Regions from separate parts of the Homo sapiens genome. Here region 2 is linked to region 1. Evidence: chromatin contacts called from ENCODE Hi-C data. All regions are on one chromosome and are shown on one strand. The core of a region is the stretch at or near the end of the contact, and the rest is flanking DNA. Distances in the headings are between cores, read along the strand shown.

What was found. A loop is a pair of places that touch in the nucleus more often than their neighbours do. Pooled maps may share reads with other maps.
Region 2: a map of endothelial cell of umbilical vein shows a loop between it and region 1 (2.3-fold over the local background). The contact joins two enhancer-like sites. A Hi-C loop is called at or near these places in 1 of 168 maps with a recorded cell type or tissue (endothelial cell of umbilical vein), 1 of 37 single-sample maps with no recorded cell type and 3 of 50 pooled maps.

The regions. Positions count from the first base shown.
Region 1 is chr3:15,634,100-15,637,754 of GRCh38, forward strand. BTD (biotinidase) reads left to right here. Exons shown (of 4, transcript NM_001370658.1): 2 at 1,325-1,589. The coding sequence starts at 1,341. Among named protein-coding and RNA genes, the nearest start is that of BTD, 34 kb to the left of the region's middle. Within about 2 kb of position 2,057, at least 25 of the 41 ENCODE cell types and tissues checked have a DNase peak (open chromatin) inside an H3K27ac peak, as active enhancers do; they include endothelial cell of umbilical vein, where a contact is called at or near this core.
Region 2 is chr3:15,291,144-15,294,798 of GRCh38, forward strand. The region is part of intron 3 of SH3BP5 (SH3 domain binding protein 5); the gene reads right to left. Among named protein-coding and RNA genes, the nearest start is that of SH3BP5-AS1, 39 kb to the left of the region's middle. Within about 2 kb of position 1,793, at least 29 of the 41 ENCODE cell types and tissues checked have a DNase peak (open chromatin) inside an H3K27ac peak, as active enhancers do; they include endothelial cell of umbilical vein, where a contact is called at or near this core.

The DNA.
Region 1 (3,655 bases), core at 807-3,306:
TTTAATTTTGCCAAGATGAGCATTTCTAGTTCTTAGTCTGTTGACGAAAAGAGCTATGGTTTGTTTCTGGAACTTTTGATAAAAAATAAAGAAATTTGTAGCCTGGGGAGTTTGGTTTTAAAATGCAAACACAGGAGTTATGAGTTGAGACTTGGACAGGGTGTCATTTTCTTTTTAAAGGGCAGCAATATGATTCTTTGATTTGTCTTTGTTATCTTGACTTTTAATCCGGATTCCTGGGCAGTTGTTCAGCCCCAGGACATCTCCATGGGCAGGTGGCCTGGCCTTGGCACACTACCCAGTAAATCTCTGCCTGAGAGGACGCTTTAGCTGGGAGGCCAGGCTGATTTTTAAAGGCAGAATTGGACTATTTACTCTAAAACAGTAATGCACACTGTTTAGAAAGAAACATTCCTATTCTGGGAGGAAGGAGGAGACACACAGAAGTATCATTTATTTCTAGTCTTTTCTGGTAGAAGCTATGAAGCTGAGTTTACTCTCTGGAAATTTGTAGTTTATTTTCTAGAAAATTGCATTTTATCACTGCAAAAAGGATTTTATTTCCAAATGAGTAGGCTTTTGAGCAAGAGTTTTGGAGTCACAGAGATGGGGTTAAGAAAGTGATAATGTGCAATGGCGATTCTCAAGTTCAAGGAGAAAAAATAACATGCTTTTATTGGGATACTTTGCTTGTCTATAAAAGAAAGTAGCTATTGGCATTTATGTAGAAGTCAGCAGTTTCTTGGCACCAAATAAATAATTTTGTGCTGAATAAAGGGAGAGTTATCCATAGTATTTATTACTAACCAAAGAAATGCAGGGAGAATTGTAATTCATTAGGTTTTGATGGCCAGGAAAGCCAAGCTGTGTTATTAGGGTCATGACAATCACAGACATTACGGATGGCTGACCTGTAGTATGGATAGAGGGCAGAGGGTAGAGTGTGAAATATATCACAGAATTATGTCAAATAATCTGGATAGTTACTACTGCTTAAAATCTAAGTGCACAGCTAGAAAAGTGGGTAGTGACGCACTACAGTCTTGCTGAACACTGGGTAAGAAAATCATAGCAAACGTTGAGTCTGTTTTGGAAATGTTCTAAAACCAGACTATTAACACAGTGAGCCATTTTAAATGTGGCTTGCTACGTGTTTGGAGAGAAACACATACTCTTTTATTAGGAACATGAAACAAACTCTTTGAGCCGCAGTATCACTGCGAGTGAGTTTAATTGCTGGGATTAATAAATCACAGCTGCAAACGTTAAATTCTTGGCAGGATTCTTTATTCAGCTGTTTTCCCCTTGCCCCATTACATTCCAGATTTGTGGTCTGCATTATGTCTGGAGCCAGAAGTAAGCTTGCTCTTTTCCTCTGCGGCTGTTACGTGGTTGCCCTGGGAGCCCACACCGGGGAGGAGAGCGTGGCTGACCATCACGAGGCTGAATATTATGTGGCTGCCGTGTATGAGCATCCATCCATCCTGAGTCTGAACCCTCTGGCTCTCATCAGCCGCCAAGAGGCCTTGGAGCTCATGAACCAGAACCTTGACATCTATGAACAGCAAGTGATGACTGCAGCCCAAAAGGCAAGAATGCTCCTCGGAACCTGAGTTTCTCTCATACAGAGCAGATTGCTCTTTACCCCTTGATCAGTGGTTGGGTAATCCCAGGCTTCCTACCACCCTCTGAAAAAGCATCCAGGTAGTTAACCTGAGTTGAGTTAGTCAGTTGAATTAGGAGCCTTACCCCTCAGAGAGTGGTCCGTGGACCGGCATCCCCTGGGAGCTTGTTAGAAATACAAAATCTTGGGCGGCACCCCAGACCTACTGAATCAGAATGTGCATTGCAGCAGGATCCCCAGGTGATGCTTTCACATGGCAAGTATGAGAAGCCCAGGACTAGATCCCCAGTTCTCAAGTGTGGTTGTACATAAGAATCACGAGGTAAGTGGTAAACACTATGGCTGCCCGGGTCCTGGAGAGTCCGTTGTAATTGGTGTGGAAGGGGTGTGGACTGGCACTGGGATTGTTTTAAGGCTCCCCAGTGCAGTCTAATGTGCAGAAAAATTTGAAGATGACTGGGCGTGATGACCTCTCTGAGTCATTCGAAGCTTCACTGAAGTAGTAAGCATCTGCAAGAATGCCGTTTGCTCCCTTCAGACTGTTTGAGGCTCGTTTCCGGTCTCTATGTCGGACTACGATCAGTCTGAGACCTTCGCCCAGATAGAACTGACCCCAAACTGACAAAGGGAAGGTCAGTGCCAGCCTTTGTGAAGGCTTCCTGGTTGGCCTGAATTTCCTGCTCCCTTCAGGAAGGGTGGGGACAAAGGAGAGGCCCCCCTGGGGGCAAAGAGGGAAATATCAGAGGTTGCCTAAGAAAATGCCCTGCTGGAAAACACAAACCCGAAGGGAAGTTTGGGCTGTAACTCTGGTGGCAGGGTGACCAAGCGCAGCTGCTTGAGGAAGCCCTGCTGTGCCTCAACAGGATGTAAACTCATTGTGAGCAACACTTTCCTGCTCTCTGTGAACTTAAAGGGCAGAACCAGCAGGTCCTGCCCCAAACAGTCCCTGCCTTAGAGCAGGGTGGTCGGGATGGCCTGGACAGCCACAGCAATTAAAAAATTGCAACATTTTAAAATTTTAGTCTATAATATATATACAAAGGCTATGTGTATGGGGTGGGGGGGTGTTTGGGGGCAGGGGGTGTGTATGTGTGTATAACATGATGTTGAAAGGGAACTTGAAGACTTGGTCCAGCTTCTTTTTTTTCAACCAAGACAACTTTTGCAAGGGTGACACTTTTCTTTAGTCCCAACCTGACATACGGTTTCTCCTTGAACACCTTCAGTGGCTCAGACTCACAGGTCCGTTTGTTCCAATGGTGGGAACTTCTGAACAGGTCTTCCTTTCAATGAGCAGCAGTCAGCCTCCCCGTAACTGCCACCACGATTCTATCGTCAGAGCTAAAGGGAGCAGGACCGTGTCCCTTATCACGGCATGCCATCTTCTCCACCTTTGAGGACAGCTGTCATGATCCCCCTGGCATCTGTCCCCCAGGCTGTATCCTCAGTCCCTTCCACAGTTCCTTAGGAGACTCAGTTTCCAAACCTTCTACTGAAGACTTCCATGTTTTCTCTGTGCTCAGAACTGTATGCAGCTATCCCGATTCTGTCTAATAAGGGCAGGGTAGAGAACTCTCACCTGTCGCATTCTAGATGTTGTCCCCAGAAAACTGCTGGCAGCCACATGTCTCATTATGGGTGTATAAGGCACTTGCTGTCAACTAAAACACCTTTTCACATGAGCAGACACACATGCTGCCATTGCCATCCTGTACTTATAAATTATAAAGGTGATTGATTTAAGCTGAGGGCAAGACTTCACATTTATGCTGTTAAATTTCATCATTCCAGCCTGTTGGGCTATTTAGGGATCTTTACTGACATCCCAAGTATCAGTTACCTTTACGTCATTCACACATATGATACACACCTCATTTATGTCTATGCTGAAGTCAGTGTAAAAAAACCCCAGGCTGTGCCCTCAGACCTCCTGATGACACTGATCTCCTAGAGGGCAGGCATTCTCTTGATAGAGATGTTTGCCTGCATGGCACTGAGTCCAGCACCTGAAATGTCATCTGCCTCTTGCTT
Region 2 (3,655 bases), core at 543-3,042, 340 kb before region 1:
AACACCAGGCTTGGGAGTAGCTAGAACAGCAGCATGAGCATTCGCATGCTTTTTAGTATCACTCAACTCTCCTGTCTGTGTTCACTTGTGCCCACTCAAGGCTACAGGCTAAGGAATGACAAAGTGGGAGCCAGGGTTCCTCCACAGCTCCACATGCTGTGGATTCAGGAACCCCAAGACAGGGCAGCTGACCCCAAAACTACTTTCTCTCTCTGGCTGATCAACACTACAAATTCCCTTTTGGTAGGGCTGCCAGATTTAGCAAATAAAAATATAGGCCTTCCAGTTAAATCTGAATTTCAGGTAAACAATTTTTTTAGCTTATGTACCAAATATGGCATAGAACAAATTTATACCTAAAAAAAAAAATCTGAAATTTAACTGGGTGTTCTGTATTCCCATGTTCTATCCGCCAATCTTACTTCTGGCTTAAACTCCACAAGGACATCCCACTGGGTAGAAATGAAAAGTCTACCTACAGCCTGCACTTCTAAGCATTTCCCACTTAGTGTAAAGGGTGTAGTTCTGTCTCTCACATGTGCAGAGGTTCCCACAGCATGATGAACCCTGAGTTGGGAATATGCAGTCCCACCAGGTTGGAAGCAGGGTATTCCAAGCTATGGGAATGTTTGTAAGTCAGAACCACTTGAAGCCCCAGAGACCATAAATCTCTAAGTCTTATCAGTCATTTACTTCTCAGCATGAATAATTTCATCAGATTCTTCAGGGTAGATTTTCATAGAAGTCACAACTGGAAGGGCTGGGGAAGAAGTAGAAAAGAAAGGAAGGAAAGCAGGGGCATCCTCTGAGTCAGGAAAGGAACAGAAGGTGCACCAAGAGTGCACAGCCGGGGCCCAAACCTCGTCACCAGGCAACATAAAAAGGCCAGCCTGTGTCGACAAAACTCGTAGCAGAAACACAACCTATGCTCTGATTTCCTTTCACTGAAAAATTAATCACTCTGCCACTCTTGCCAGGGAATGCCTGTGGTTTACAGAGGGGAAGGGGCTATCCATGTCCATGCAATCACTTTACTGAAAGCAGAGTACAGTTGAGAAGAAGGAAGGAAACATCTGAAGAGCATCATGGTTTCAGGGAACCAAACTCCACACCCTGTTTCCCCTCTAACCACTATGCTGTGGTGACAAACCACACCTGTTAGCTTCACAGAGAACACTGCCTGCCCAGCAGCACCAAGGGGGGCTCAGCCATGCCTCTGTGAATAGCAAAGGAGATAAGAAAAAGGGAGTTGCCCATGACAAACCTCCCAACTAACAAGGTGATGGAGGGCAGCTCCTCCAGCCCAGTGCTTCCTGGCTAAGACCTGCCTGCAACCAGTCCCCCACGCGGACTTCCTGCCACCTGCCAGACAGAATGGGGTTGAATGCAAATGGTTCATGGCATCACCAGAAAAGAAAACCTAAGCCAGGCGCGGTGGCTCATGCCTGTAATCCCAGCACTTTGGGAGGCCAAGGTGGGTGGATCACCTGAGGTCAAGAGTTTGAGACCAGCCTGACCAACATGGAGAAACCCCATCTCTACTAAAAATACAAAATTAGCTGGGCGTGGTGGCGCATGCCTGTAATCGCAGCTACTCGGGAGGCTGAAGCAGGAGAATTGCTTGAATCCGGGAGGCGGAGGTTGTGGTGAGCCGAGATCACACCATTGCACCCCAGCCTGGGCAACAAAAGCGAAATTCCATCTAAAAAGAAAAAAGAAAAGAAAACCTCAAGATCAGCAACACTCTCCCTGCTCCAGCCCCAGACGCCCGAGGCAGAGCCAGCCAAGCAGGAGGTGCAACCCTTCTGGCAGAAGCCCAAAAATCTACTTGTGTGTGTCAGGAGCCTTTGACCTGGGTCAAAAGCTGCAACACATCTCCTTCCTGACCCCATCCTAATTCAAGATTCCAAGTTTCCAAAGTGCAGCTGCTTCTTTCCCAGAATCTTCAGCCAAGACTGTCAGGCAGGATGTGATCTTTCAGGCGAAGGAGAGTTAAGAGTCCATGCTCAGTTCTTGCCATAAATCTCCAGGAACTCTGCTTTGAGACAGATGCCCTGTCATTCCACTACGTGCCCTTACTTTGGGCAGCAGGAATGACGCAGTTCCCAGGAACTGGCCTGTGGCCACCCAGGGGGAATGTGACCAGGGCCACAGGGAAGAACGTCACTGAGCCAGACCTCCTCACCCAAAGTCCCGTGGCAAGAACTGCCCCCAGGCAGGCAAGTGGCTCTGCAGAGATAAAGTGACGGGGAAGAAGGAAGGCATGACAAAGCCACACTGAAGTCCTAGCAGGAACAGGGCACCATGAGGGGAAAGTTCCCAAGGACTCCAGATTCTTGGAACAAGAGCTTCTCGGAACAAGAGCTTCTCAGTTACCCTAGCCAAGAAGAGGCAGGGGTGTGCAGGGAAATAACTGCACCAATGAGCTCAAAAACTGCCTTTAGTCCTAAAAGCCCATTCTCCTCAGATGTGCCAGAGTGTCTTTCAGATTTGCAAATAGTCATAAATGCCTCCTATGTGCCAGGCACCAGCCAGAACCAGGTAGACTTGGTTTAAACCTTCACTCCTGTCCTCGCAAGGTCTGTGATGTTAAAGTCCCCAAGCCTCAGTGATTATTCCCCCTCAGTATGATGAAAATAATATCGTCTTGCAGGCCGGACGCAGTGGCTCACACCTGTAATCCCAGCACTTTGGGAGGCCGAGGCAGGCGGATCATCTGAGGTCAGGAGTTAGAGACCAGCCTGGCCAACATGACGAAATCCTGTCTCTACTAAAAATACAAAAATTAGCCTGGTGTGGTGGTGTGCACCTGTAGTCTCAGCTACTCGGGAGGCTGAGACAGAAGAATCGCTTCAACCTGGGAGGCAGAGGTTGCAGTGAGCCGAGATTACGCCACTGCACTCCAGCCTGGGCGATAGAGCAAGTCTCCATCTCAAAAAAAAAAAAAAAAAAGAAAAGAAACAAGAAAAAGAAAAGAGTACCACTTTGCAAAAAGTACTCGCTGTAAGGATTAAATGAGATAATGTACATAAAAGACCTATGACCACAAACCCAGGCCCCTAGCACAGCCTCAACAAATCAGGGCTGCAGATAGCCCCTTAAGAGAACACAGACTCTAAGCCCCAGTTTCTTCTTCTGCAAAAGTAAGTGTGTGTGTGTGTGTGTGTGTGTGTGTGTGTGTGTGTGTGCGCGCGCATGTTTACGTAACTCCCCCTCATGCATGTAAAACACTTAGAAAGTGCCTGGTATACAAAGAGTGTTGAAATTACTCTTCTTCCTCCTCCCTTCCATCCTCCTTTCTTCCTCCCTTCCATCCAGTAAACTGTCACCGCCATACCACTGACTCCCATTTTCCCTGCATTCTGGATAGATAATTAACCAAGTCTGTTACAGTCTCCCTTCACATTCTCTTAGATTAGGCCACAACACCGGAAAGGTTTATGTAAAGGCCCAGTCTTTGGGCTCCAAGACTAGTTTCCTCATTCGTACTATAAGGCCAAAAGGGAAACAATGACAGCCCCCGCACAGAGCAGTGTGTGTGGCACCTAATACATCATTAGCGCTCAAAAAATGGCAAAAAATGGAGCTGCCATTAATGTAAGGACATCAATTTCTCAAACACAACCTAAGCCCCCTAACTCAAGAGCCTACCATG